2 separate regions of the Homo sapiens genome follow, and region 2 is linked to region 1. The links are chromatin loops, found by intact Hi-C in ENCODE. Cell type or tissue: dorsolateral prefrontal cortex. All regions are shown on one strand. Each heading gives the region's core, and the rest is flanking DNA. Links, peaks and the distances in the headings are about the cores only. Region 1 overlaps SDK1 (sidekick cell adhesion molecule 1). Region 2 overlaps SDK1 (sidekick cell adhesion molecule 1).

Evidence for each region. Peaks named below come from ENCODE experiments on the same cell type or tissue, not always from the same donor. Only the 100,000 strongest peaks of a DNase experiment are listed, where the experiment ranks them.
Region 2: a loop joins it to region 1, with 2.6 times the contacts of the local background. A loop is called at or near these places in 2 of 110 quality-filtered maps.

The regions. Positions count from the first base shown.
Region 1 is chr7:3,978,539-3,994,441 of GRCh38, forward strand. SDK1 (sidekick cell adhesion molecule 1) reads left to right here. Exons shown (of 45, transcript NM_152744.4): 14 at 8,648-8,784. Among named protein-coding and RNA genes, the nearest start is that of SDK1-AS1, 630 kb to the left of the region's middle. In dorsolateral prefrontal cortex, for the core only: no CTCF peak of the experiment used is centred there; a DNase peak (open chromatin) is centred at 7,483.
Region 2 is chr7:3,686,899-3,702,801 of GRCh38, forward strand. The region is part of intron 4 of SDK1 (sidekick cell adhesion molecule 1); the gene reads left to right. Among named protein-coding and RNA genes, the nearest start is that of SDK1-AS1, 340 kb to the left of the region's middle. In dorsolateral prefrontal cortex, for the core only: a CTCF peak has its summit at 8,925 (motif pointing right); no DNase peak of the experiment used is centred there.

The DNA.
Region 1 (15,903 bases), core at 3,498-11,497:
TCACGAAGGCTCCTCTATCCCAAACCTGGATGAATTGGGAAAGGTGTTCCTTCATGGGGTGTCTTTAGATCCAACAGAGCTTGACTCTACAACAATAATGGCAATAGAATGATAATAATAATAACCCGTGATTGCAGGGCATTCTGTCCTTCTTGGGTAACTTTCAAACTGAGCTCTGTAGTGTTTCCATCATTTACTCAGATAACCAAAAAAAAAGCAAGAGAAAAATCTCATATTGCCAAAGGGAAGGGACTGAGAGGTGCTTATGACTAAACAATGTCCTTCAGAGGAGCCTGAAAGCCTGTTTTCTCCTTGCCTCTCCACTTCAGTTAAAAGCTGCTTCATTAAATATAGAAATTACGAGCATCTGAAGTGAGCTTTTCAAAAATAGACCAGCCGTTGGCCTCTTCTCACGTCTGTTTGCCCCGAGTTTTACACTTAGCACTAAGCTTCACCTCATTGAGGCTGAGTGGAGGGGCGGCCCCCACACCCACATCACACCCACAGCAGTCCTGATGGGGCTGCTGGACAGCAGTGGGGCCAATAGGAGCAAAGGGCTGCACAGGAGGCCCTGCTCACCTTTCACTACTTGTGTGACTTTGGACAAATCCCCTCACTTCTCAGCTTCTGCCTCTCACCTTGTAGACTGGGCATGGTATCATTCATCTCAAAGGACGGCTGTGAGGGCGGCACCCACCCGGGTTTGTAAGATCCTGTTGTGGAAGCCAGTTGGGGAGGGATGCTCTAAGTCCTAGCTCTTCGTGCTTTCTTACCATCTTATACTAGAATGCTGTTCCCCCCTTTCCTAACAGCACCCTGCCTCCTGGGGCTGGGAACTTTCTAGCCCTTTACCCTGCATTATTCTGACTACATTCTATGACCTTCTGACACTAGACTCGAGATGTGTCTGTTTGCTGTTGAGCCCTCAATGCCTGGACCAGTGCCAGGTATACAGTAGGAACCTAATAAATGTCTGGGTAAGCCTCACTCCACCTACTGAGCTGAAATGAGACGGTGTCTTTTGCCCTACTGAGGAGGACCAATTTAGGAGGGCTCTGCCTTCATCCCCCCACTGAGAGAAGAGGCTTCTAAACTCCAGATGGTTCCATGAGGCAGCCTGTAAATTAACAAGACAAGTCATCATTAAATGCTGGTCACCCCTTGTTTTAGTAGCGTCTTTGCTCTAGTTTTCTAGTGCCATGGGGACAGGAGCCAGTTTCCAGGATGACTTCATATTCCCCAAAGCATCTTCCTGTATTGAGCACACCAGAGGGACCAGGCTCCTAAGGCCTTATGGATTGATTAATTGTTAAATCATTTAAAGACCCAATTAGCATTTCATCTCTCCTCCTGAAATCAGAGTCTAATTCTCATGGGCCTGGAGTACAGAGAAAACCCAATTTACAGAGCTGACTTGGAGACCCTGAGGCATTGGGAGAGGTTTCTTTCTATAAAACCAGTTCTGACAGAGCCCTCGTAAGGAGTGAAGAATTTAATACTGTTTCCCCCAGAGTTATCAAGCCCTGTCATCTTCATCCTCAGAGTGAAGTCAAAGAAGATGGGTTTGACCAAGTCATCATTTGTGCATTAAAGGGCCAATGCTTTTTATGTAGAAAAAAAGTACTTATCTGATCCTCTTCTGCCAGAGCAATTCCCCCTACAGCCACAATTTCACCAATTGCTTTCTTTCGAGTCTTTTTCAAAACTGTTTTTCTCACACACACCTTGCTTCATCTCTCTCCCGTACTGTTGGGTTTCCGTTACTGTTGTTGTTAATTTCTGATATTCCTGAGGTGTCCTGTGCCTGACGGTGGTTTTCCCCCTATTCTCTTTCAATTACAAAGTGACTCAGCACTGGGCTTCGCTTCCATTGTTCTCTGGGACCTCTTCCATTTATCAGCCTCTGTGCTTATCACTGTCTGTGAGTCACTCTACTGATCATTTATCTCCTTTCAAAGCTGGCAGAGTAATGCTTCGACGCAATCTATCCCCATTAGATAAGATTTTCTGAAATGGATTCAGAATATATTAAAGCCTCATTTATCTGTTATTGATGGGTTAGTCAAGGATCTCACAAAGCTTCATTTTCCAAATAACCAAAACTTATCATTTAAAGAAATAGTGGCTGGCCGCAGAGGCTCACGCCTGTAATCGCAGCACTTTGGGAGGCCGAGGCAGGTAGATCACGAGGTCAAGATTTCAAGACCAGCCTGGCCAAGATGGCGAAACCCTGTCTCTACTAAAAATACAAAAATTAGCCGGGCGTGGTGTTGGGCACCTGTAATCCCAGCTACTCAGGAGGCTGAGACAGAGAATTGCTCGAACTCAGGAGGCGGAGGTTGCAGTGAGCCGAATTGCACCACTGCACTCCAGCCTGAGCTACAGAGCGAGACTCCATCTCAAAAAAAAAAAAGAAAGAAAAAAAGAAATAGTTTATATTTCCAGAATAAGGCACGCCATCTTCTATTGCATGCCTCAGGTATTGCACGTTTGTTTTTGTTATTTACAAACTGGAGGTTTGCAGCAACCCTGTGTTAAGTAAGTCTATTGATGCAATTTTTCCAACGGCACCTGCTCACTTAGTGTCTCTGGTCACATTTTGGGAATTCTCACAATGTTTCAAACTTTGTCACTATGATTGTATCTGTGATGGCACTCCCTGATCACTGATCTTGAATGTTACTATTGTAATTGTTTTGGGACACCATGAGCCACGCCGATGTTAAGATGGCAAACTTAAGCTATAAATGCCTTGTGTGTTCTGACTGCTCCACCAACAGGCCATTCCCTGTCTCCCTCCGTCTCCTTGGGCCCCTGTATTCCTTGAGCCCCACAGTGTGAAATTTGGCCAGTTAATAACCCTGCAAAGGCCTCTGAGTGTCCATGTGAAAGAGAGGGTTGTACGTCTCTCACTAGAAAGCAGACTGGAAATGATGAAGCTTAGTAAGGAAGGCATATCGAAAGCCAAGACAAGACAAAAGCCAGGCCTCTTGCCCCAGTTAGCCAAGCTGTGAATGCAAAGGGAAAGTTATTGAAGGACATTTAAAGTGCTCCAGGGAACACACAAATGATAAGAAAGTGAAACAGTCTTATTGCTGATGTGGAGAAAGTTTGAGTGGTCTGGAGAGAAAAATCAAACCAGCCTCAACATTCCCTTAGGCCAAAGCCTAACCCAGAACAAGGCCATAGCTCTCTTCAGTTTTGTGAAGACAGAGAGGTGAGGAAGCTGCAGAAGAAAAATTGGAAGCTAGCAGGGGTTGGTTTGTGAGATTTAAGGAAAGATGCCGTCCCCATAACATAAAAGTACAAGATAAAGCAGCAGGTGCTGATGGAGAAACTTGGTAAGTTATTCAGAAGACCTAGCTAGGAACAGTGACGAGGGTGGCTACAGTAACAAGAAATTTGCAGTGTAGACGAAACAGCCTTTTATGGGAAGAAGATACCATCTAGGACTTTCCTAGTTACGGAGGAGAAATCAATGTCTGGTTTCAAAGCTTCAAAGGGCAGGCTGACTCTCTTGTTAGGGGCTAATGGAGCTGGTGACTTTAAGTTGAAGCCAACACTCATTTACTGTGCTGAAAATCTTAGGGCTCTTAAGAACGATGCTAAATCTACTTTGCCTGTGCTCTGTAAATGGAACAGCAAAGCCTGGATGACAGCTCTTCTGTTTACAGCATGTTTTACTGAATATTTCAAGCCTACTTTTGAGACCTGCAGCTCAGAAAAGAAAAATTCCTTTGAAAATATTACTGCTTATGGACAGTGCACCTTGTCATGCTAGAGCTTTGATGGGAATGTACAAGGAGATGAATGTGGGTTTCATGCCTGCTAGCACAACATCCGTTCTGCAGACTGTGGATGAAGGTGGACTTTTGACCATCAAGTCCCATTATTTAAGGAATATATTTCATAAGACTATAGTTGCCATGGATGATAATTCCTCTGATGGATCTGGGCAAAGTAAATGGAAAACCTTCTGGAAAGGATTCACCATTCTAGATACCATTAAGAATGTTTGTGGGCTGGGCGCGGTGGCTCACGCCTGTAATCCCAACACTTTGGGAGGCTGAGGTGGGTGGATCACAAGGTCAGGAGATCGAGACCATCCTGGCTAACATGGTGCAACCCCATCTCCACTAAAAATACAAAAAATTAGCCGGGCTTGGTGGCGGGTGCCTGTAGTCCCAGCTACTCGGGGGGCTGAGTCAGGAGAAGGGCATGAACCCAGGAGGCGGAGCTTGCAGTGAGCTGAGATCGTGCCACTGCACTCCAGCGTGGGCGACAGAGCGAGACAACATCTCAAAAAAAAAAAAAAGAATGTTTGTGATTCATGGGAGGAGATCACAATATCAATATTAACAGGAGTTGGGAAGAAGTTGATTCCAGCCCTCATGGATGAGGCTGGAGGGGTTCAAGGCATCCACGGAGGAAGTTGCTGCTGATGTGGTGGAAACAGCAAGAGAACTAGAATTAGAGGTGGATCCTGAAGATGTAGCTGAACTGCTGCAATCTCATGATCAAACTTGTCCAGATGAGGATTTGCTTCTTATAGATGAGCAAAGCAAGTGGTGTGGGACAGCATCTACTTTTGGCAAAGATACCGTGAACATTGTTGAAATGGCAACAAGGCCTTAGAATATTGCATGAACTTAGCTGGTAAAGCTGTGGCAGGGTTTGGGAGGATTGACTCCAATTTTGAAAGAAGTTCTACTGTGGGTAAAATGTTATCAAACAGCATCACATGCTACAGAAAAGTCTTTCATGAGAGGAAGAGTCCGTTGATGCGCCAGGCTTCACTGCTGTCTCGTTTGAAGAAATTGCCACAGTCCCCCCAGCCTATAGCCCCACCACTCCGATCAGTCCACAGCCATCAACATCCAAGCAGGACCCTCCACCAGCAAAAAGACTGTGACTCACTGAAGGCTCAGATGATCACCTTTTTTAGCATGAAGTATCTTTAAGGTGTGTACATGTTTTTTAGACATAATGCTATTGCACACTTAATAGACTGCAGTAGAGTATAAACAGAACTTTTATATGCACTGGGAAACCAAAACGTGTGTGACTTGCAAATTGCAATATTCACTTCATTGTGGTGGTCGGGAACTGAACGTGCAGTATCTCTGAGACATGCCTCTCTATCACAAGGCCCTTCACATTATGAAACAGGTGATATTGAACACAAGAGATATTATCAAGGGGATTTTCACAGAGGGGAGAGACTGAAACTGGGAAAAATCAATATTTCCTTCCAATGCTTGAGTCCTGTGATTTACCAAAATATCACACTTTGCCCTGGGCCATCACACTGAGTGTGACTTTGAGCCAATGGAGTGACTTCGGGGGACAGTCGCAGAGAAGGACGTGTGCGTCTCTGCACATCACGGGCACTCAGGTCCTCGGGCACTGCCAGGCGGGTAGCTCTTGCCGCCTACACTAAACGCCTCAAGACTAGTTTGCTTTCTAAGTTTTTAAGTATTTGTTTTTAATCTTTTAAAAAATCTTTTTACATCCCTCAATCTCAGGCTGTTGCGACCGTTTTTGCTGTTGGGTGTGCCTGCTTCGGGTAGATACTTCTCATCTGTTGCTTGTGGTCTGCTGGCAGGGGGAAAATCTGAAACCACTCTGACTAGAATCACATCCTAGCTGAGAGGGGGCAGAGGGATGGAGGGACATGTGTGAGCATATTCCAGGGACTGTGAGAGCTGACCCCTGGAGGACAGAAGCTGCCCCGTGAGTAGCCTCCATTTAAGTGAGTGTCTGCAAAGCACTGCAGCCTCAAGAGAAAGGCAGTCCACCCACCTGGCAGATGGGTTGTTTCTGTGTGCACTCTCACCTTGGGCTAAGAGAAGCGTGATTTGAAATCAAGTGCAAGAGGCCGCATTTTCACCTCTGTGAGAAAGACAGACTTTTAGAATTTAGAATTCGATCAAACATAACCCCCTTGAGGTCATCAGAGAAAGTGTGCAGAGACACAGCAGCTTGTCAGGGGCCACAGGTCACCCATTTCTGTTGTCTCCCAGGAGCCTGTTCACATCTTATAGCATATGGTCACCTGGCCCGAGAATGTCTGTTTTGCAAGGTTTGTCCTGAGCTGGCTGTACAACCCTCTCCTGCCCTGGCTTCTCTCCAACTCCTACTGTGTGTGTCTGCAGAGCTGCCTGGCTCCTCGAGCCTCTAACCCACCTTTAGTTTCACGGCCTATCTCCCATCCTGACTATTACAGATGGTCATCTGACATTGTGTCCAGTCTGTGAGAACGGCTTCCAATGAGCTGCCCTTGGGGTCCCAGAACCAATGTCAAAAAGACATCCCAGAAATTGTGAACATAAGCTCATTGCTGGTCTCTCTGTGCAGGCCAGTGCATTTTCCCTCAACCCTGTCTGGCCTCTCTGCCACCCAGGGCAAATCCTGCATTCCTACCACTCTCACCGACCCCAAGCCTCCCAGAGTTGAATCACTGGCTGCATGGTTGAACCTAGTCCCCAGCCCCCTCCACTCCCCAGAGGTCAGAAGGCTGAGCCGTCACCACTGGCTCAAAGCCCCAACCCTCTTATCCCCATGACTGGCCTTCCCAGCATGGCCAGACCCATCCTGGAAGGATCTTGGGGCCCACCATGAGTCCACCCAAGAAGCATAAGCTCAGCTGTGGTCTGAGAGGTTCACCATGGTGGCGAAAACCGTCCCAGTCACTCAGGAAACTAAAACAGTCTGGAAGTTCCATCTCAGATCAGATACATTCTTTATGATAAACCATCTTATTTGGCTATATCTGTCAGATTTATTCATATTTTCTTTTCAGGTGGGACTTTTTCAACAACTTTGGTTTGGTTTCAGACCACACCGATTCAGATTGCAGCAGGGGGAATAGGAAATGGGGCTTGGGAGGAGTAGAATTGATAACTGGCATTTCCGCCTCTAATGGAGATTCGGTTATTGGAGAACTCAAATAGAAATGACAGCTCTGCCCAGGTGCAGTGGCTCATGCTTATAATCCCAGCACTTCGAGAGGCCGAGGTTGGGGAGGATCGCCCAAGGCCAGGAGTTTGAGACCAGCCTGGACAGTATAGTGAGGCCCTGTCTATACAAAAAATAAATAAAAGAAACAAACTATTCCTTTTCTGATTCAAAACTTAATTCACAATTAAAGAGAAAACAAGACGACATCCTGGGCTCGCATTTATTCTTTATCGCACTAATGTACAATGTAGTTGCAGTCTACATTAGAAATATTAGTATGCTTATAAATGGTGCGTATGGGTTAGAGCTGTTTCTTGGGGAACTGAAAGCTCAAAACAGCTTAATAAATTTCAAAATGTAATGAGTACATTTTTAAAATTAAAAATATCAAGTATAATTATGGCTTTGTGTTCTGACCTGTGTGGGTCAGCAGTACCTGATGTCTGAGAGACCAAAAGCTGGTTAGCGGTGACCCGGGTCACACTCAGCATCCCCTCTTCCCGGCACTGCCTGGCAGCGTTTATGGAGGGGCAGCCATCCAGGACAGCCCCGGAACAGGGTCCTGCTCCGGATTCAGGAGACGTGAAGGTTCAGTACAGGGCCCGGGCAGCTCATGGTTTTAAGGTTGTAGACTCAGCCTTGGTAGAAACCATGTAGTAGGGTTTTGCAGCTTTGTCACTGGTTAAGTCCCAGTAAAAACTTTTTTTTTTTTTAACTAGTAACTTATTTAAAGAATTTATTCGCTTTAATTGCATTTCCATTTCATAGCCTTGCTGATGTGTTCTTTACCATTTCCATGGGATTTTAGTGAGTGGTTTCACCACACTTCCTCCAAATCCCCATAACTCCAGCAGAAGACATAATGACAATGTAACCTCATGCTGTCAATAAATGCGGCAACTGTGTGGTCTAAGAATACATGCAGGCATTTTCGCTCATAACTCTAAATGGCTAGTGTTGGAAACATTCCCGTTACATGTATCGGGACTTTTCCTGCATATGTGGCATTTCCATGACCAGCTTCTAGTTGTAAAAAACAAATTGTTGACCACGTTTTCTCAATTAAATAATGTATGTGTAGGCCGGGCATGGTGGCTCACGCCTGTAATCCCAGCACTTTGGGAGGCCAAGGCGGGTGAATCACAAGGTCAGGAGTTCAAGACCAACCTGGCCAAGATGGTGTGAAACCCCATCTCTACTAAAAATACAAAAATTAGCTGGGCATGGTGGCAGGCGCCTATAATCCCACCTACTAGGGAGACTGAGGCAGAGAATTGCTTGAACCCAGGAGGCGGAGGTTGCAGTGAGCCGAGCTTGCATCACAGCACTCCAGGCTGGGCGACAGAGCGAGACTTGGTCTTATAAAAAACAGAAAATAATAATGTATGTGTAAACGTCTGCGTCCCCTCCCCCTATTTATGTGACAGCGTCAGTACTTGTTTTGGTAGCTAGCATAAGGGTTCCATGAAATTATGACCAGAAAACAAAGTAACACTGTGAATAATGAAGCTGGGTTTTGTGTGTCCTTTTCTGGGGGGAAGAGAGTTAATATTTGTGTTTGGGCATATTTTATGTTATTCATTTCCCAAACATGACACAGCAGGACGGTCTGCTGTAAGAGCTCAGGCTCACCATGGATTCTGACATGTGTTTTCCTCTTTTTCCTTTTCATCCCATTCAATTCAAGTGAACTGCCTCATTCACCTCAGAACCTCCTGGTCAGCCCTAATTCTTCCCACAGCCACGCCGTGGTGCTCTCTTGGGTCCGGCCCTTTGATGGAAACAGTCCTATTCTTTATTACATCGTGGAGCTCTCTGAAAACAGTAAGTAGCAAAATGAAACTGTCACCATGGACGATAATCAGATTTTTGTGTGTGCTCTTAATGTCCTTAACCTTTACTTCTGGGTCAGACCCAAAACAACTACTAAAATGCTGTAATGCTTTACAGGGTTTCAAACACAGCCTGCCCTTTAGGAAAGAAAAAACCATGCAGGACCTGAGAGAGGGAAGGGAAGAAGTCCTTAGTTAGAGGGGCTCTTGGTGGAGAGTGGATTTGGGGCCCCATGGGAGGGCTGTGCACACAGGGCTGCCCCGCACAGTGTCACTCCCAGGGCGAGCTGGAAATGGGTTAACAATGCCTGCCACCTGGGTGACTTGAGAGTTCACCGTCGCCGCCACTGCTCATGTCTGTGGGAGGTTTTCTCCGGTGTAGACGTGGTGTCAAGTGTTCAGCACCCTCTTCCTGACTCACCTTCCAGGACCCCTCTGCCCATTTACCGCCATCCTTGGAACTCTTCTACATGAAACATGCTCCTTCCGTGGGCCACTCACAGCCTTGGCTCTCCTCCAGCCGCCAAGCCCTCCTTCCCTTCTCTTCCCAGCTGGCTGGGTGACGTGTGCCCCGCCGTGTGCACCCACTCACGCCTCTCCGCTCTCCCTGGAATCTCTTCCTGGGAAATCGCATGCACTCCTGTGATTTTAAGTGGCATATTTTCCTTGATGACTCGAACATTTGTATCCTTCACCCAGGATTCCAGGATCACTTATGGGGCCCAGCAACTTGACATCTGTATCGGGTTGTCTCACGGCCTCTCCAGCTTAACTTCTTCCCACTGCATCCATCTTTTTAATGTTTTTTTTTTTTTTTTTTTTTTTTTACCTCACTCCTGCAGCCACCCAAATCTCTGCTCCCAGCACCCCGCATTTCTATATTCCTCTGCCAGAACCCTAGGAATGGTCCCCAATTCCTTTCCCTGGACCCCAGCCCCCACCTCCACACCCCCTGCATCAGCAGTCCTATCAGTCTGTTAACTAGGATTCTGATCCCTTTCCTCTCTGCCTCAGACCACTGGTACCTCTCGCCAGGACCACTGCAGCAGCCTTCCAGCCGGCCCTGTTTCCTCATCCAAACCATTCACCTGCCAGCAGCAACACTGATCTTCCTGAGATATACCCAGACCAGGCCACTCCCCTGTCCACGTCCTGCAGGGGTTCCTGCTGCGTGCAATATAGAAGCCAAATGCCTCGCTCCCTGTGCAGCCTCGGGTCACCCTGGGCTACTGTGCTCTTTCTCCACACCGGTCAGCCACACGGGACACATGAAACTCAACACGGATTTTATGTTGACTCCCTGAATGGGCCAAATATCTCATCTCATGGCATGTTCCTTCCCCTGGAAACCCATAGAGCTAGATTGTCACCCTTCATGATAGATAATCCATTACCTCCACAAAGAAGCTCTCCAGCACGCCAGCCCGATTTCACCTTTTGTTTTTTGTTTGTTTATTTTGAGATGGAGTCTTGCTCTGTCGCCCAGGCTGGAGTGCAGTGGCATGATCTCGGCTCACTACAACCTCTGCCTCCTGGGTTCAAGCGATTCTTCTGCCTCAGCCTCCCGAGTAGCTGGGACTACAGGCACCTGCCACCACGCCCAGCTAATTTTTGTATTTTTAGTAGATATTGGCCAGGCTGGTCTCAAACTCCTGGCCTTGTGATCTGCCCACCTTGGCCTCCCAAAGTGCTGGGATTACAGGCATGAGCCACCGCGCCTGGCGTCCAGTTTAACCTTTTAATACGTAAGCTGCCGGCCTCCCTCTGTTATCCTATCTGTATTAGTCGGTTTTCACACTGCCAATAAAGACACACCCAAGACTGGGCAATTTACAGAGGAAAGAGGTTTAATGGAGAACTCACAGTTCCACGTGGCTAGGAAAGCCTCACAATCATGGTGGAAGGTGAAAGTCATGTCTCACATGGCGGCAGACAAGAGAAGACAGCTTGTGCAGGAAAACTCCCCTTGTACTAACCCTCAGACCTCGTGAGACTTGCTGTCAGGGGAACAGCACAGGAGAGACCTGCCCCCATGATCCAGTTACCTCCCACCGGGTCCCTCCCACAACTCATGGGAGTTCAAGATGAGATTTGGGTGGGGACACAGGTGACCCACATCACCCATCATTTATTCCAGATGAGGGTCTCCTTCCCTGAGCCTCCCCCAGGCAGAGCCAGATGCAGGTATCCTGGCTGTTAACACGATCCACTTTATTCGGCCTGTGGTTGTCTCTGGATGATACTGGTGTTCTAAACGGGTCCCTGTTTTCAGGACACCTAGGAGTGGTGCACTCTCGGGTACCCTCCCCTGAAACCCAGCTCCCCGTGGGTCCCTGGTGCTGCTCACTTTTCTGGGCAGATTCAGCCTGAGTTCTGCCGTGGCTCTTCCCAGCTGATGTCAGCCTGTACACGCCCCCAGCAATTATTGAGATAACTCACTTTATTTCTCCTAATTACCTTTCTACACCCTCGCCCTTCCCTGGGGGTTCCCTTCTGATAATACTGCATGTTCACACCACAGCCACACAGTTTAATCCCCATTTCATAGCTACGGGAATGGATGTGCAGAGGCTGTAAGTCACTGTCAACTGCCCAGGGTCACATGGCGATGGGAGGGGAAGATGGGATCCCTGTGCTGTCTGACTCCAGAGCCGGTGCTCATGACGAGTGTCAGGCATCCGCAGAGGAGCCTTCGGAAGCAGAGTGTGCTGTCCTGCACTACAGCGGGGCTTCAGGGAGAGGCCACACTTGGGCGTTGGTCTGTGTGGACGTGGAGGAAGCCACTCTGTGAATCTGAAGAACCATTATTTGAGTTCTGCACCACGCAAACCAGTTCACCGAGGGAAGGCCCAGAGGCAGTATGTTATTCCGGGTCTTAGGCTTCTAAGGTTACACCTTCCAGTCCTGGGCACCACCTCGGAGTGAGGCCAGAGTCCAGGCCCTTCTCCCCCTTGCAGGGGCATCTCTGAGGCCGGAGTCCAGGCCCTTCTTCCCCTGCGGGGGGCCTCTGCAACTCCCACTCGGGCCTCTTTCCTCCCAGAGATGGGGCAGGATAGAAACCAGCGTGTGTGCAGACGGCCATCTTAGCTTCCATTCAACGGCTCTGACCGAACGGGGAAGGCCAGGGTGTTACTGATTCAGATAACTTCTGAGAGTACAGAAGAGTTTCCTGAGGATGGCGTGGCCATGCTGCCTGTACGTAAAACAGGACTTGACAGTGATCTGGACGGAGAGAATGGGACAGGGGAGAGCTCGTGTCATCTGAATTCTGGTTCGCATCCACCCTAAGGACAGCCCCCATCAGGCGCTGTCGCCTCGGGCTTCAGGACTGTGTCTCCTTTGTCTTCGTGCTCCTCATTCCCTGCACTTAGTACGTACTCAGCAAATGAGGTGAAATTCATCTCTCCAGTGGAGTCCTCTTGTGATGCACTGAAAATTACAGTCATGGACCGTCTTCCAAAACAGAGGCATTCTACCTTCCCCCGTTTCCATGAAAGAAGGCATGGCTTTGAGATGCCTGGCCAGCGCTCTTCTCAGCTGATGGCATGACTGGCTCCTCCAGCCAGTTAGCTTGCCTCCATGAGAAGCAGGTTTCGTGTGTAACTATCCAGCCAGCCACCTACCTGTTACAGCGGTGAAGCCAGCTGGGCATCTGCTCTGCACTCTGCTGGGTGCTGGGTGCAGAGCTGACGTGATCAGTGTCCACTGCGAACAGCAAGGAGACAGTCAGAGGCATCGATGCAGCCTCCACGTCGCACGTTCCCGGCTAGGTACGTACATAGTGATGTGACTGTATAGAAGGCAAGTCAGAGAAAGTCTTCAAAGAAGATGTGACATGAGACCTGGGCCAGACGGGCGACGAGGGACAGCATCAGCAAGGACCCCTCAGTGCCAGGCCCCCAGGCTCAGTGGGAAACAACTGCCCGTGAGATGGGGCTGGGGCGTTGCTGGCGGCGTGTATTGGTGTTACCTGGGAAAGTTCTTCCTCCTTCTTGGTGGCTTGGATCAAATATCACTTCTGCAAGTCCCATTACGCCCAGGCAGAAATGGCTTTTCCCTCCTCAGGGCTCCCTTGCTGTTCTACATGCTTCCCTTTGCGCACCTGCGACGTAACTCCTGGCTTGTGTCCATCTCCTGGCAAGACTGGGAACCCCTTCAGGGCAGGTGGGGTCCCTGTGTTGGTCCTCTGTGCTGTGACACCAGCACAGTGCCTGGCACACACAAGATGGCTCTGTAGGTGTCCAGCTGCTTAATTTCACTCAGAAGGGGACAGAGAACGTCAGTCACCCATATTAGCCTCTGGCTCTCCTGAAGCTGGCCGACGTTCCCAGCTGTCTTTCCTTCAGAGCCTGGAGTGTGGGTATTGTGGCATGCAGAATCTAGAGTGGGTACCATGGTTGCCTCCTGCCTGTTCTGATTTCCACTGTGTGAAGGAAGCCCGTGACCTTGGCTGAAGCAGCCTGTGCTGCTACCAGCTGGTTGGTCCGTGTCTTCCTGCTGTGGCAAATAGGAAGAGTACCACCATCATCTGGGCCAGTGGTCTGGTTTTTATTTTTATTAGCAACAAATGCCCTTAAGAAGCAGCTGAACATGCTGGCTAATTAGAGCCAGAAAGAACAGCTTAGCAGCAAGTGCACTAAAATGGAAATTGCACTTGGCCTCCACTCAGCGTGTGCAAGTGGTCAGCACTAAATAGCGCCATCTACTAGGTCTGTCCCTCCGGCTACTTGGGAGACACTCCACAGCCAGCTCCTCCTGGCAGGCTGACTGGGATGCCATTCTCCTGGAAGCCGGGGATCCTGCAGGGGCCAAACCCACATGGTTTAGTGGCCGAGGCAGGCACTTGATAGCCTCTGCCCTGACGACATTCCTGCCACTGCAGAAGGGCCTCTTCCGAGCTCTGTGGAGCAGAGCCTGGGGCTTGAACTGAGCCTGCACCCATGTACGGGACTCAAGGTGCATCTCTGGATGGGAGATACACGTGGCCCTCTGCAGGCATGCCAGGGTTTGCCTCTCTGAGAAGTTTGATGGTTCTCCTGTCCCAGGTGCCTGTTTAGTAAGCCTGGGACTCAGAGAGGGGCAGTAGTGTCCTAGGCCTGGGTCAAGGCACCCACCTGGTGGATTGAGGAGGGCAGAGGGTCAGGCCAGGTGGCGGATGAGGGAAGCCTGGGGGATCCCTGCATTGAGAGAGTGCAGGGATTCTTGATGGCTTGACAGTGGGGACCCTGTGACCAGGCTGAGAATTCTGTTGAATAATGAAAGCATTTGGCCCACTCTCTAAAATGCTTATCGATTATGATCAAAAATGATCTTTCTTTGAGATTATTATGATCCTGTGGAGGGAGACTGTCAGGTAAGAATTGTGAAAGACTTTGCAGTGTGCCATAAAAAGGATTACTGAGTGTCTCATCTAGCGCCCTTCAGGGTTATCTGATTCGATAGGGACCCGCGCTTTCCATCGTCTTTGGGCTACTTATCTCTGTAAATTGTAGAAATCTTATAGTAGTGCACTTTGAGTAATGCAAATTTCTTTTCCAAAGAAATGCAAATAAATGCAAATTTTATCCTGTAGAATATAAATATGGCTATTGCTCTGCAGATACTGACCCGTTTTGCATCTATTTATAAATTCATTTTTGCACTATCAATATGTTGTGGGCTGTTCACTTTCTCTTTTGATACAGTTGAAACGTCTTACTGGTTCCCTCATAAATTAATGACAACTAAAATCTTTGATACATGTTGATTCTATCGTTGCATTAGAGCCGTTATTTTACCTTCTTAAAAATTTATTCTTTCACATGAGTGAGTCGGCATTGCACAGTGTTAGAAATGGAGATTTTCGTTTAATGCAACAGTTGCCACCAGTTTCCACGGCAACCTTGATATTTGGGAGAGGCCATCCTAGTTCTCAAACTGAGCCTCTGCGTGTTTTCCTTGGGCTGGACAAAGGCGTCCCATGGCTGAAACAGAAGAATGGTGGCCTTCTACCAGTTATCAAGAAAAATTAAGTCTTTTTCTTATGATTTTTTTTTCAACCTTAACACCTGCTGTTGTATGTCTTGTGGTAAATGCTTGCAGGTAACAAACATATTAAACATTCAGAATCCTTCATTCTACTCAGTCCTACGGTTAGTTTTTTAATAGGATGAGTGTTCGTAATTGTGATTCCCTATTATACCTTGTAATATTTAAATTTAATTAAAATGTAAAATACATTTGTACTTTTTATTATTCTAGTTATGCATGCTGATTAATAAAAATTTAGAAATCCCTTAAAGCACAAAGAATAAAAACGATCACTACAGTCCCACATATGTTGAAAGCCAGCCCTGCACCCAAGCCCTTGGTCCCTCCTCCAGCCCTTCCTCCAGGACTTGGCTCCCTCTTTATTTCCTCTCTGTGTTCTGTCTTCAAAGCTCTCCCTCTCTCCTGGCTTCTTCTGCCTCAAAGGACTGAGCTCTGCTAATTACCTGCACCTCCTCACTTCTCACGCATTCTATCTACTCTTCTCTCCTGAGGCCATATTGTCGTTGTTGTAAAGGACAGAGCCAGTGAGCTCCACTGAGTCCACATCCCCTCAGCTTCTCTGCAAGCAATGCTCTTGATCACTCTCCCCACACAGACCTCCTTGTTCCCAGGACTTGGCTTAAGTCTTTCTCTTCATTCTTCCTTCTTATTTTCTCCTCTCTATCCATTTTCTCTGACTCATTGAAGGCTCTATTTCCCCTCCTGCCCCTAAAATGTTGGCATTCCCTGCTTTGTCTCACTCACACACTGGTCTTCTTATCACACATGCTTTTCTAGGGATCTCATGTTAGTCCATGGTTCACCTTTGACCCACACACCATAAGTCCCTCATGTGTATTTCTAACCTAGACCTCTCTGCTAAGCCTCAGATTCTTGTAACCAAATGTCTTCCACACATCTACACCTCCATGTCCCAGGGCTTATCAGACTCCAACTCTAAAATAGAACTCATCATCTGACCCCAAAGTTGTTCCTCTTCCAAGTTAGAGATAATGTCCAGGCTGGGCGCAGTGGCTCACACCTGTGTTCTCAGTACTTTGGGAGGCCGAGTCAGGAGGATCACTTGAGGCCAGGAGTTTGA
Region 2 (15,903 bases), core at 4,680-12,679, 290 kb before region 1:
CCTGGAGCAACTGGGGTAGGCAGGTAGTGGCCCTGGAGTGTGAGTGCCCAGTAAGGGAAGTGGTTGGGATGGGAACTTCAACTTGATCTGCAGCTCAAGAAGGGAGATCTGAGTGGCTTCTAGCCAGAATCTCCAAACTGGGTTGGGATAGCATCAAAACACACACACACACACACACACACACACACACACACACACACACCACCCTGTATCACATGGGCATTGTTTCCAAGACAAATGAAAAATTATGTTCACACAAAAGTCTGTACACAAATGTTCTTTTTTTTTTTTTGAGATAGAGTCTCTCTCTGTCGCCAGGCTGGAATGCAGTGGTGCGATCTCAGCTCAGCCTCCCAAGGAGCTGGGACTACAGGCACACGTCACCACACCCAGCTAATTTTTGTATTTTTAGGAGAGATGGGGTTTCACTATGTTGGCCAGGATAGTCTCCATCTCTTGACCTCATGATCCACCCGCCTCAGCCTCCCAAAGTGCTGGGATTACAGGCGTGAGCCACCCCGCCCAGCCCCATAGCATTTTTATTCATAATCACCCCAAACTGAAAACATCCCAAATGTCCCTCAGCTGGTAACAGATATCGAACCGCAGTCCATCTGTAATGTGGGACGCTGCTTCGCACTGAAAAGGTGTGAACTGTCGATGCACACGGCAACTTGGATGCATCTCCAAGAAATGGCGGTGATGAAAAAAATTCAGTCCCAAGAGATCGCATATGGTACGGCTCCATTTATATGGCATTGTGGGAATGACAGAATTATCAGAGTGGAGAACAGACTAGAAGTCTACACGGGTCAGCAAAGCAGCGGAGAGAGGATAGAGCTGGATGCGATCATCAGAAAGTAACACAAGAGGTCCTTGCGGTGATGGAAACGCTGTGTGTCTTGACTGTGTTAATGTCGTATCCTGCTCACAGTGCTGTTCTATACTTCCGTAAGCTGTCGTCATTGCAGGAACCTGGATAAAGGTACCCAGGATTGCTGTATTTTTCTTACAGCTGCATGTGAATCTGTGTTATCTCAAGAGCTTAGAGTAAGGGAATGAGAGGAGAAACATGGCACCCTCAAAGATTATTAGAGAAGGTTCTATTTCCAAAGATTAGAGGATTTCCAAGAGGAAACTACTCTGGAAAGGATTTTTAATTGCATTTAGGGAAGCCAGTGTACTAAGAGCTGAGACAATCAGTGCTCAGTGTAGTAATGATACAGCTACTTCCTAACTCCTTTCTGGGTGCTATAAAGACAAAGTTAATTGTATCATTACTATTTCAAAACAACTGAGGCTTTTAAAGTGTTTCTTAGGAGTGTTACAAGCCTGTCTGAAGTCCTGGAGAGCAATGAAGTGTAGATCCAGGAGGCTGCAGTCAATGCAGTGTGGTGGTTGAGAGACCAGGCCCTGAAATCAGACCTGGGTCAAATTTCGGCTCTACCAGTTTCTGGTCTTACGCCCTTTGGCAAGTTAGTTAATCTTTTGAGGTTTAATTCTTACATGTAGTATGAGAACTGAGAAGTAATAACTGTATCTATACTGAAGGAGTGTTATAAAGAATAAATGAGATAATTAACACAAAGCACTTCATAAATGCTCTACAAATGCCAGCTTTGCTGCCGTTGTTAGTATTATAATTAGAAGCAGGAGCAGTAGTGGTGCAGAGGAATCCAGAGACAAATTTCGTCTTTGTTTCTAACAGCATGATTTCTAGAAAGTCACTTAGCTTTGCAGACCTCAGTTTCCTCATCTAGAGTTTTAGTATGTTGGAGTAGATAGTATGTAAAGTATCTTCCAGTGTTTATCTTCTTGGATGCTACAGTGAACTTTTTAGAGGGAAAATACTACAGCGGCTGAAAGCACAGGCTGAGGAGTCTTTCAGGCCTCAGTTTGGATCCTGCCTCCATTCTGAGGCACACACCGCTCATGGCCAATCCATGTCCTGTGTCCTCTGCCTTCCTTAGAGTTTGCCATTTTGTTCAGAACAGCACTGTGAGCTCCCTCCCACCTCCCCGACCCTATGATGAATCATGATTGCTCTAGGACAGGTCAGCAGACTACTGCCCAAGGGGCCAATCCATCCATGTTCCCACCTTCTGCTATACTTGCGTTCCTGTAAATAAAGTTTTATTGTAACACAGCCACCCATTCATTTATGTGTCACTTGTGGTGGTTTTTCCAGTTCTACATGTGGAGTTGAGTAGTTGTGACAGGGATGGACCATATGGCCTGCAAACCCTAACTGTTTGCTATCTGGCCCTTTACAGAAAATGCTTGCCACCCTCTTTCCTAAGAACGTTATGATAACCCTGCTTCTGTCAGGTTTCCAGCTTCCCTTGCAGCTATGGGGACCTGATGATTCACCTCTCCCACAAAGATGTCAGCCCGAGCCATTGGAGCCTGCTATTCTCCCTCCTCCCTGTTCCTGTTGGATTGTGTGCAGTTGTTTCTAAGTCTAGTGCTTATAGGTGTAGCTACCATCCTGCCGTTATAAGACAGTAAACCTGGTACAAGCTAAGCAGGGTGGAACAGAGAGAGGGAGGGGCCTGCATTCTTGACAGACATTATCAAGTTCTTGTACTGGCTCTGGATTCCCTACGTGTAGTATTTTTTGTTATATGAGAAAATAATCTCTTGTTTTTTAAAAAGGACTTTTAAAATTATTTGTTGTGGCTGCCTGTAACTAAATGCCATCCACCTATTACAGACTTTTTACTACTGGTGAAATTTTGAACAAATTATTTAATTTTACTAGGCCTCAGATTTCCTCTCTGTTTCTTACTTTAGTAATGAGGATTAGGTTAGATGAAAAATATAAGGCTTTTGCTCCGTTCCTACTACAGAGGAAGCAAATAATTGGAAGTTATTATTTTTATTTCCCAATGAATCCATTCATAATTCTAAATTATTTTGAGTCTGTGTCTACACAGGCCCATATCTGCCAAATTACCTTTTGCAAAAAACCATGTTTTATTTAGAAATGCTTTGACAGCCAGAACATGTGTGTCTATTGCAAACAAAAATATTTTCAGTTTAGAAATACTTGTTTTGATCATCCGTGTGGAAATGAATGTTTTGTATTTGAGTTGTTAAGCTACAAAATATATTTGCTAAATGTTTTTGCAAAAATATTCATCCATTTCTTAGAATAATGCCTTAGAGAAGCACCCAGTGGTAATTATGTTCTTAGGCATGTTTATGACACAGAACAGATCGAACCTTTTGGAAAAATCTGGAATGGAAGCTGGGACTAATAGCCCAGTGACTCTAGATGCAGGGCGTCACCTACCTCATCACGACGCTAATGTTTCCAGGGCTTGCTAGTTGAATTTCCACATGACGATTAGCACAAATCCAGAACTAAATGACAGGTTATACTTCTGTCTCAAGCATCATATGATATTGATTTTTTTTTACTGTAACTAGAAATTTTTTTCCTGGAGGGTCATGAGAAAAATTGTATTTTTTGACAAAAGTATAATAATTTACTTGAGACTTATTGTTAATGTTCAGTGATAGTGGCAGGGATTTATCCTTTTATAATCCTTACATTGTTTCTCTTTCAAATTTTTCGTGTAGGGATTATAAAAATAAACCCACTGGATAGCTTGTACCTTTTGCTGGCATTTAGGATAAAGAGAAACCCAATAAATCTTGCGTCGAGTGGCCTCACTGATATTGATTGAATTATAAGATCATAGTATAGCTTTTACAGATAAGTCACCAGGAAGACATCACACAATGTTGTTTATAGAAAGTAAGAAAGCAGGTCTTCTTTTGTAAGATTCCATATTAATCTTAACCCCCGTAACATTATACTGATATATTTTTCAAGTTGATTATAACTCTCTACTACAAGGTCAAAATAAACCTTATATTAATAAAAACCATATGACTTGTCTTTAGACATCCAAGAAAATTTAAAAGTAATACTTTGCGTGTATATAAGAACTTTCATAATAGACAGTCTCAAAACACTTCAGAAATAAAATACACTCATATTATAGCCTGGATGTCTATAGGCATTCACTGGGCTAATGTTTCCTTCCAGGACTCTGTGACCTTCTAGAATTACTCAAAGACAGTGTGTTTGCCCTCACTGGTTGATTTTGTCCTTCAAAGAAAATTATTTGGAAGAAAAAATTTTCAACTTATTAGAGAAAAATACTCATTTCTCATTTTCTTATCATTTGACAGGAAGCTTACCAATTTATTGTAGATAATTACACCAATGTTTCATTCCTTAGAATCACCTTTCAACATGAATTCAAATGTATACGAAAAGCAATAGAGAATTCTGGACTTTAGATTTGCAAGAAATAAAAAGGCTCCAATTTTCTTAAGTTGTTATGATTACCACAGAGTAAAAAATGCCATAGAATGAAAATGTCTTATGTTGATAGGAAGAGGTCAGGGCTCTTACTCGAAGTACAAGATAAATCACAGGCTTAATTTTGGATCACAGTGGACCCCTCCCTCCACTTCAGCTGTGGAAATACAAAGAAAAGAGTTGCATTGAAGAAACAACTGGAGTCCAAGTAGCACTTTGCTTCCGTTACAGGACTTGGAGCATGTTATAAATGGCTCAAAAAGTAGGATACTCTCTCCCCTTTTCAGGGATCTGTATAAGGAGGCAGTCATATTCAAAATACAAAGTAGAAGATAAATGTTTTCTGCCGGCATGATATTTTAAAAGGAAAAATATGATTATCTACCATGATGCATTGTGAACTGATATTATTGATTTTTCCTCTTGTGACCTTGGTTGCACAGCACCAACACAAACACACACCCCTTGCTGGAAGGTCTAGTTTCAGGTGTGAATGCGTAGAAGTCAGAGATTTAAAAAATAGGGGGCTTGTAGTATTTGTTTTTGCCTTAATTAAGAGTTAATACTTGGCTTATCTACTTACTCATTCAGACAGCGTGGGTTGAAAATGTATTATAAGGCAGGTAATGTGAGGCAATGGGGGTGTCTTTAAGAAGGTAATAGCTTATCTGAGCCTTTTATCCTGCAGGATTCACTATGACCTTGCTTTTCCACTCCCCTCCCGCTGGGTCTTTCAGTCTGTCCCCCTTTATTTTTGCTTACTCATTCATGAGTATTCATTAAACTCCTACAATGTACCAGGCACTCAGAATATAGCTGTGAGCAAGACGGTTATGCTTCCTACTCTCATTTAGCTTATAATTGAGTTGGAAGACAGACATTAAGTAAATACTTATATTAATAATTTTATTGTAATTATGATTTCTGTTCAGAGACCCAACATAATTTCAAGTTTCCATTTTTTCTTAAAAAATTCTTTCTGATTCTAAAACTTTATAGACAACTAAGAAAAAAATAGGAATAAATCAGGAAAAAGTAACCTAAGATATCCCACCAGCCCAAAATAACTTGTTACTATTTAAAATGCTTTTTCTTGCACTTTTCTTTAGTGTGTATATGTGTGTGTCTGTGTGTGTGCACCTGTGCCCATGTGTATTTAGAATTTGGGATCATACTATATAGTTAGTTTTGCTATTCTCTTTAAATGATCATTAAACAGAGAGGATTTCTTATATTACATATTTTTCAATAACATATTTTAAGCTTGTTGAATAATTTGTATTTTAGTTATGTAGCATAAATTATTTGTTTATTTGGGTACATTTCAGTTATGTCCTTCAATTTTTGTGCTTATTTAAACTGATGTGATAAAAATATAAACTCTTGGCTACATGTTTTATTTAGTCTACTAGATAATCTAGAATTGGAATTACTTGGTCAAAGGGTATAAATATTTTTGAGGTGATTCATATATTTTATGAAACATTATAGAATATTTATACTCTTTGATCTATTCAATGTAATATACAATATGAAACATTCCCCTGTATTCTAGAATCGCATCGATTTATACATGCCTTCAAGTGGTATTTGTGTCGAGTTTACGTATCCTTGGCACCATCGAGTATTGCACTGGCAAATACATTTCTATTTTAATTATATATTAATATGATAGATAAAGGTAGCATCTTGGTAATTTAATATTTTCATTTATATATCATCCAGTAGTATTTCACGTGTGTACCTGTAATATTTGCCAGTTTTCTGTTGAGATGATAGCCTTTTTTACAAAATAAATGAACATATTTTAGACATATAATAAAATTTTAGATGCCATATTATATATTAATATGACTTAATATCTTATGTAATAGTGTAGACATATTTCTTAACGATATTAATAATTTTTGTTTTTTTACAAATAAAATGTTGTATACTCATTTATAATGCTACTTTGAGACTGTGTGGTTATATAAACACCAAATTTTTTTCTTCATTATCTCTGTTCTTTTGTAAACCTGTTTTTCTTTTACTAATTTCCCTTTTTGCATAAAAATGTCGTAATATTCATTATTCCAAATCCCTCTCGTTATTTGGTTTGTATTGTTTCATAGTGTTACTTCCTCATTCTTTGGACCAGTTTCAAAATCACAATGGACAGTTCAAAAAACATGTTAAGGATTTTGATTCGAATTACATTAAAAGTATAAATCGGTTTGAGGAGAACTGACATCTTTACAACATTGCCCCATTTCCTCCAGAAGTATTATCTGTCCGTCAGCTGATCCATGCTTTTCTTTGTATCTTCCTGTGACCTTTGATATGTTTTTTTCATAGATGCCATGTTTTTTGTGTGGCTAGATATTTTATATTTTTGTTGCTATTATGAATAGTTTCTTTTTATTGTTTTTTTCTGGCTATAATTGTTATCTTTCTCTCTTGGAGATCATCATCAACTAAGTGCAAGATAGTGACAGGAGGTCTAGTTTCACATCCCTGGAGTATCTGGGAATCTATTGTTATAGCCTCTAGATTCTGGCACTGGCCTATAATTTTTACCAGCCTAATCTCTGCTATCCCCTAGCTATGTATACTGAAGCTGCAGTGAACACCTGGTCCCCGCAGCCATCTCATTTTCTCCTTCCTGCACATTTGTCTCTGCCTTGACCCTGACCTCTGCCCCAGGACTGTGTCCATGCTCTGACACTCAGCTGCATGCTGCCTTGCTCCCTCACTCGTCCCACCTGCATGTGACTGACTCTTCCTCCAGACCTTTGTGGCATTTTGTTTGTATCTTTCTTGGGAGTATTTGTCATAGTTCACCTTTTATGATTTATGATTATACCTGTCTTGCCCAAAAGTGTGCCCGATTGGAAGGCAAATTGTAAAAGACTAAGCACTGTGACAATGGGAAAGTAATTTAGATTGCTCTTTGCCTCAGTCTCCAAACTCGTATAGGAATACTAAGTTGTGCCCTGCCCACTGCATAAGACTTCGTGAAAGCTCTTTGAGATGTGAGAAAGGCGAATCTAAGAGATGGCCACCGGGAGGTCACTTCCCCTCCTAGGTTGGGCAGTGCATGAAGGCAAGGCCTGGCTTTCACAGTACTTCATGCAGGTTTCATTTAGCTCAACACCCTCCTCTCATAGACACTCACAGTTAGATTGAATCAGAGGGTGGCCACGCTTGGCAAGCGGGGAATAGCAGCCAAGTTGTAGTGGACTTGGCCGTGTACAGAGAAGGATGGATTCCAGGTAGTGAAATTAGAAATTACACCTCAGTCGGGGACCTCTGGTTACCTCTGGCACTTACATTGGTCTGGAAAGAATGTATTTATGTTGGTGGGGGGGGAAAAGCATATGAAATTGAGACAGTAGGTGATCCAGTGGATGTTCTAAGACATTCCCTGGAAAACAATGCCACTGTCTTGGTGTGTCTGATGTTCTGGGGAACATTTGAAAAACATCCGTCTCTGGGCCACATCTCGAGTTTCTGATTCCATAGTTTGAGCCCAGGAACCTACGTTTTTACAAACATCCCTGGTAATTCCTATCGTAAGTTTGTGAACCATTGCACTAGAACAGGATTCTTAATAGTGACATGCAGGCCTTACTGAAAATGATTTGTTCTGTGGAATGAGAAGCTAACAAACACACGTACAAACACACAAGCACATTTCCTAGAATAGGCATTTCTGTTCTGTAGAATTTCTTCAAGTGTCTTCTTATTGATCTACCAAACATGAAAATATTTCCAGGATAGAAATGCTTTCCCAGAAAGCAGGTATAAAGGTGTTTCATTGGGAAACATATTAGAGACTCTACATATTAGAGACTAACAGTTGTTATGATGTGAATTTTTTCTGTATTACTACATAAGTCACTCTTTCTTAATTGCTAAAAATATTTATCAGTACCTGATCACAGAATTCTTACAAGACAGCATGGTCTACTTACACTAGGCGCCTCACACAGCAAATTAAATAAGTATTTCCGTCTAAGAATTTGCATCCTAAACACTTGCAGGAGGATAGGAAATGGATTCTGTCATTATAATAGGATTTAATTATTCCTTTCCATGATTTTAAATATTATGCCAAATAGATGCTCATCGTAGTATACAAGTGCTGAAGAATATGAGTAGATTAAAATCACTCATAATCCTGTTTTCTATAGGCACCCATAAGCATTTTCTCATGTCTTCTCTTTCTCTTACATATGTTTTTTGTTATGGAGTTCCTACTTGATAAGCTGCTTTGTAAAGATTTTAAAATTCAGATTATATCATAGGTGTTTTCATTTATCAAAAACTTCGTTAAATGTCCTTTTAATGGGTGCATAATAGTTTATTATATTGGAGGTACCATACTTTGATATGAATATCCTTGCAGTCAGAACTATAAAACATGGAGAATTACATTGTTAGTGCATTAAGCATTTCAACTCAACACAGTTAATTGAGACATTTATATCATGTGTACATTTTCCTTATAACATGCACTTATTATTCCGGTGACATAAATCTTCAGAAGTAAACAGAGAAGGCAACCGCTAGACGTAGCCTGTATGTGCAGTAGAGGGCAGAGGAAGACCAGCAGTGTAATCACCTGGAAGTCATCACCCAAATTACCTTATTTCATTCTGCAGTGATGACACAATCAAAGCTAATGAGCAATTTTACTTTTCACTTATTTCGGGTTTTGCAGCATTTGGAGTTGCTGACGCTCATTGGCTTCCTGGCATCTTCTTTTTTGCTTTCCTCCCACCGTTCTTCCCTGTTTCCTCCTTCGTTCCTCTCAGCCTCTTCTCCGCGTTCCGGTTTTCCCACTTGTCCCTTGTTCTTATGCAATACTTGATCCTCTTCTCACTCTAAACTGTCTCCTGGCTGATTTCCTCTTGCTCCCATGTCTTTAACTTCCTCCTAGAGATGATGTCCTGCCAACTTAAATCTTATTGCCACTCTCTCCACTGTGAGACTCCCCTAAGCTCCCACCACTCACTGTGGTCCTTGTTCAGATCCATGCTCCACTGTGTGATCTTGGTCATCCTCCACTCCTTGGATCCCCCAATCACGTGATCTCTGCTTGTACACATTGCACCGTATATGTTTGCTGTGCCCTGACGTCCAAGGGACACGTTGCATATGTGGAGAGCAGTGGCAAGGAATGATTGATTGCTTGATTGACCAGTAACTGATTGGATCACTAACTGATAGGCATGAAAACTCCTCCCTCACTAATTCCTATATAATCCTCATCTGAGCCCAGGATTTGGTGATGGTGCTCTGTAATATGTAGTCCAACTTTCTCTTTCTCACAGAGCTTACATTTCTCTGTGTTTGTGTGTGTGTGTGTGTGTGTGTGTGTGTTGTTACCTACATTTAAGGTTACTCAAAAAGCAGCAATAATTGTATCTTATGTAATTATTGTCTAAATTTCTAATCCTTTGGTGCCGATTTCTGAAACAATGTTAACAAAAGTAATCAAAGGATGAAATAATATATATTTAATTATTTTTGAGTTGTGTCAGTTCTTATATTAAATAGTGTATTGAATTTAGGGACTAAAATGTAATTATAACAAAGCAATTCACTCTAAGAACATTTGATTGTTTATAATACTGTAGGGTGTCTAACAGTAGATAGGAGACCTCTGATATTTACCATAGAAGTTCCTTTAAAAAAAAAAACTCATAAGTAATACGGTTTATGGAAAAATTCATCTTGTTTATGGAATGGTAGTGCGAAATAGAACTTGTATTTTAGAAATGCTTTAAAGATCTTGAATGAGATATACTCTCTCAGGTTCTTAAACATAAGAATCAGAATATGAAAGGCATGTTTTATTTTCTAGATTTTCCTTCTCTCGCCATTTGACTAATTCTTACAGTAAAAGTAGGGGAAGTGAATGAAGTGAACATCAATGATCCCATGCTAGGTTTGTTTATCTTACTTTTGGAAAACAATGATAATGATTCTGTGTAGGGCTGTGGTTTTTAAATTGCTTGTCTGCTAATTATAAGAAAAGCCAAGATATTGAAATTTGTGTAGTGCTAATTACTCATCCCTTTCTTTCCCGCTGCAATTTACAGTGTGTCTTCAGGGTGTCAGTCACTGATTTGGAGCTTCTGCCTCTGCTTCTTCTCAGCAATTAGGTCTCATCTTCAACTAATGGAATTGAGTGACGTTTAGCTAGTAATATGGGGAATCTGTCTTCAGCTCTGCTTCATTAGAAGTTGGTGCGAGGCCTTGAAAAAGGTTTCCTGTTTGTTGCTAAGACAATGTGATTTGAACTTACTCTAATACCCCTTTTTTTGAGTCATTTTTGTCTCACTGTCTTCTTACTGCTTGCCCCACATGATTCTTTGACCATCTTCATCCCCAAATCTGAATTTTGCCTTAAGCAAGATGTGCAAAAAGTACTTGGTTTTACTTCTAAAGCTGATGTGGTTTATAACTTACTCATTTCCTCTCCCCACTTCACTCCTACAGTAGGTTTTGCTGCTTTTATTGTTGTCACCAGTATTTCTATGTGGTAATGATCCTTGAATCTTATTTTGCTGATCATCAATCTGTGGAAGAGAAAGACTGTTAAAAGAGGCCTCTTAACTCGCACTTTCAGAAAGATGGAATTAGATGGACTTTTCCCTTTTTGTCCTGAGTACAGCTAAAAACTGTGAACATTATATGAAAAGCATAGGAAGATACTGAACAGTGGAGAGAAGAAGGCAGACAGACTGAGGACCTTGAGACCTGATGAATGGCACAGTGCTGGCATCTCTGAGCTTTCCGTTTCTCTCATTTAGCTTGCACTGGGTGTTGAGAAGCTAACAGTCCAGTTGCCAGTGGGCACAGACAAGAAAAGCACCCCCAAACCCTCCCCTTCCTCCCAAAGGACCACAAAGGAGGCAGCTTAGAATGACAGAAAACTTTTGGACAATAACCACTCTGCTATAGCCAAATACTACCGAAGAAAACTGTGGCCATATTCACAAACCCCCAAGCAAAGGCTGAGCAGGGAGCTTAGACTTTCAGCGTGACCCCCATCAGAATGGTAAGAAAGAAGGATGGGTGTGGGGCCAAGGCTTGTGTCTCCTCGGTGTGGTCACGCGTTCCCTCTCACGGTATTGGAGAGAGCACCTGAGGCGCCTGAACTTCCACCTTACCTGGTGCTGTCAGGGTGTCCCTTGTCCTCCCCACTGGGGTGATATCAGAAGAGGCCTAGTGGAGAATCAGGATTTTCCCATCTTCTCAGTGGTGACAAGGGCCCTCCTCACTCAGAGCGTCAGTGGAGGCGTATAAGGAGCAGTCACAGAACCCTCTGCACCTCTATCTCAGCTCAGGCTGCTATAGTAAAACACCACAAATACTGGGGCTTAGACAGCGGACGTCTATTTCCTCACAGTTCTGGAGGCTAAAAGTTCAAGGTCAAGGTGCTGGCCAGCTCATTTCTTGGTGAGGGCTTTCTTCCTGGCTTGTAAACAACCACCTTCTCGCTGTGTCCTCACATGGCAGGTAGAGAGAGAGAACAAACTCTCTGGTGTCTCTTCTTATAAGGGAACCAGTTTCATCATAAGTGCCCTGTGCTCATAACCTCATCTAACCCTAATTAGTTCCCAAATGTCCTATCTCTAAATGCCATCTCATTAGAGTTTAAGGCTTCAAAATACGAATCAGTTGGGGAGGACACAAAGGATCAGTCTATAATAACCTCCTACCCAGGAGAGACATCAGCAGAGAGGCCCAGGGGACGCTGGAGCTTTCACCCAAACCTGGGAGGAACAAGGAATCAACTTCCCACTCCCAGGTGTCAAGAGAGGCCAAGTGGGGCTCCTGGATGTCCACCTGCCACCTGGCAGAAATGAAGGGCGGCACTTCTCTTGGATTCCTACTAGTGCAGTGTCAGAAGAGGCCTGATAAAATAGAAGGCTAAAGTAACATACACAATCTCATAACATGATATCCCCTAATGTCCAGGTTTCTAGTGAAAATCATTGATCATAACAAGAACCAAGAATATCTCAACTTGAATGAGGAAAGACAAGAAACACCCACAACAAGATGATACAGATGTTAGAGATGTCCGACCAGCATTTTAAAGCCAGTCATAAAAATGCAATCAATGAGGAATTACAAACATGCTGGAAATAGAAAGAAAAAAGAGGCCATTTCATCAAAGCAATCGAAAGTCTCAGCAAAGAAATAGAAGAGATAATAGAGTACTGAATGGAAATTTTAGAACTAGAAAATTTAATAAATTCAATTAATCTTGATGATGTACTCAACAGCAGAATGGAGAGGACAGGGAAAAGAATCCGTGAACTTGAAGATAAAAAAAATAGAAAATACTTGATCTGAACAACAGAGAAAACAGACTAAACAAACAAACCTCAGAGCCTCAGAGATTTCTGGGACTACAATAAAAGATTTCATGTTTGTATAGTCAGTATCCAAGAAGAAGAGAAAGAGGGTAGAGTTGAAGAATTATTCAAAGAAATAATGGTTAAAGATTTCCTGAATATGGCATTTTAAAATATGGCAAATTCGTTGAAGAATTGTTCAAAGAAATAATGGTTAAAGATTTCCTGAATATGGCATTTTAAAACACATAACCTTTCAAGAAGCCGAGAGAATCCCAAGATCAAAGAAATGCACATCAAGAAACATAGTAGTTAAACTTCTAGAACTAAGGACAAAGAAAAAAAATTCTAAATGCAGCCAGAGAAAACAGTACCTGACATATAGGGGGAAACAATTTGAATGTCATCAGATGATCTCTCATCAGAAATTGTAGTGACCACAAGAAGGTGGCAAACATTTTTCACTTACTGAAAGACAAGAACTGTCAACTGCTAATTTTAAAGCTGGTGAAACTATCCTTCAGGAATGAAGGGGAAATTCAGACATTCTCAAATGAAGGGAAAACTAAAGGAATGTGTTTCTATAATACCTACCCTTAAAGAACAGGTAAAGGAAGCACTCCATAAACGATTTTTTATTTTTATTAAGATGAGAGTTATCTTGGGACATCAAGAAAGAAAAAAGAACAGAAAAAGCAGAAATATAGATAAATAGACTTTTCTTTTCCTTTTGAGTTGTCTAAATTATGTTTGTTGGTTGATGTAAAAAGTATAACATTGTCAAATGTAGTTCACAGTGATATAGAGGAGATGTTTATGACAGTCATACTTGGTGTAGGATAAGGGACTTAAAGAATGGTAAGGTTTTTATACTTAAACTGGTAAACGTTGATACTAACACACCATAAGCCTTGTGGATATAATGCAATAATTAAAGCAACCACTAAAAAGCTATCCAGAGAGACACAAAAATGCCATAGGTATGTCAAAATAGAATTTCAATAAAATGTTCAAGTAACAGAAAAGCAAAAAAGAAATCAGGGAAACAAGAAAACAGAGAACACCCACAACAAACAAACAAAAATGGTGAACTTAAGCCCCAGAATGCCCATAATTATAGTAAGTGTAAATGGTTTAAATACACCAATGAAAATGTAGAGACAATAGAGAAAAGTCGATTCATCTATACTTTTGCACTTTTTGTTCTTTCTTCTTTCCTTCCAGATGACCCCAAATACCTCCCACCTTTTTTCCCCTTATTTCTATTTTTTTGGTGTGCTTCCGTCAGCTATTCCTTAAAGGTGGGTATTATAGGAACCCATTCTCTTAGTTTTTCTTCACTGATAGGAGATTGGTAGAGTAAAGAAAAAAAATGTGGAGAGCGGACATCTTGTGGCTGTGTCGTGCGCGTGAGCCCCATAGGGCTGGGGAGGAACCAGTTGCCGCGCAGGGAGGAGGCTGAGGCTATCTACGTAGAAAATTCCAAGGAATCTATTTAAAAAAAACTCAGAATAAGTTCAGTAAGATCAACATACAAAAATCAATCACATTTCTATACAGTAGCAGTAAGCGTGGAAATTGACAGAGAATACAATACTGTTTAAAATTGCTTTAAAAAACACTTAGGTATAAATCCAACAGAACATATACAGCACTTGATGTTGAAAACTACAAAATACCGATGACAGAAATCAAAGTGCTAAATTTGTGGCCAACATGCCGTGTTCAACATGTCCATGTCTATAAAAAGTGGACTATGTGTCTATAAAAAGTGAATTTTTCCCAAATTGATGTATAGGTTTAATGTAATTCATATCAAAATCGTAGCAAGACTTTGTGTAGGTACAGAAAAGATTGTTCTAGTTGGGAGTGGTAGCACGTGCCTGTAGTCCCAGCTACTTGGGACCGTGGGGCAGGTGGATTGCTTGATTCCAGGATTTGGGGTTGTAGTGAGCTATGATCGTGCTACAGTGCCCTAGCTTGGGTGATAGAGCGAGACCCTGTCTCAAAAAAACCCAAAAATATAAAAGATTATTCTAAAATTTATGTGGTTAAGCAAAGGAGCTGGAATAGGTGAACAGTTTTGGAAAAGACGGATAAGGTACAAAGGATCACTCTATTCAATCTGAATTCTTACAATATAGGTAATGTAATAAAAACTGTGATATTGTTGTAGGGATAGACACATGAATCAATGGAACAGAATGGGGAACATAGAAATAGGCCCACATAAGTACAGCCAAGAGATTTTTGACAAAAGCATAAAAGCAATTCAATGGAGGAAGAATAGTCTTTTCAACAAATGCTGCTAGAGTGGTTGGACGTGCATAAGCAAAAAAAAAAAAAAAAAAAAAGAAAAAAGAAAAATTGTATCTTGACCTACACCCTAATCTTTATATAAAAATTTACTTAAAGTGTGTTGGATTAAGTGTGAAATGTAAAACTGTTAAACTTTCAGAAGAATAAACCTCTGGGGTTTAGAACTTAGTGAAGTGTTCTTAGACATGACACCAGAGACACAGTCCATAAATGTAAAAATTCAATAAGTTGGAATTCATTAAAATTTAAAACATCTGCTCTGCAAGGGGATGAAAAGACAAACCATAGACTGTAATAAACTATTTCTAAGCTACATATTTGAGAAAGTGGCCATATTTGGAATACATAAAGATTTCTCAAAATTCTACAATTAAAAAAATCTAATGCTAAAATGGGCAAAAGACGAGACATTTTACTATTGTACGTTTTCTTGTGGGAGCAAAGTAAATCTTTTTAAAAAGCAACTGTGTCTTTTTCAACTCACTTCTTGGAAGTGATGATGGAAGTGTGTATTCGTGGCTCCTGCAGAGGTTTTAGCTGGACTTTCCATACTGGACATGAATAAGCACCCCTCTCCCCCTCCACATTAGGGCCGGATAGCATTCACCACTCTCACCTGCTTAGTCTTCTGCCCCAAACTGCTTCATTCATACCTGCTTCTGGAACATTTTCTCGTACACTGACTCCAGCACAGAGGCTGTTCTTTCTAAGTTCTCCCTGAATTAGCAGTGATGAGATGCCTCATGACCCGAGAAACCTGGCCTTGGCTGTTCCCCATGTTGGACTAGTATTGGAGATCACATAGTTTATTGTTTCACTTGTCATTGACTAGAAAATAAATTAGAAAGATGGTTCAAGTTCAGCATTTTTACTCATGGTACTCCTTGACTT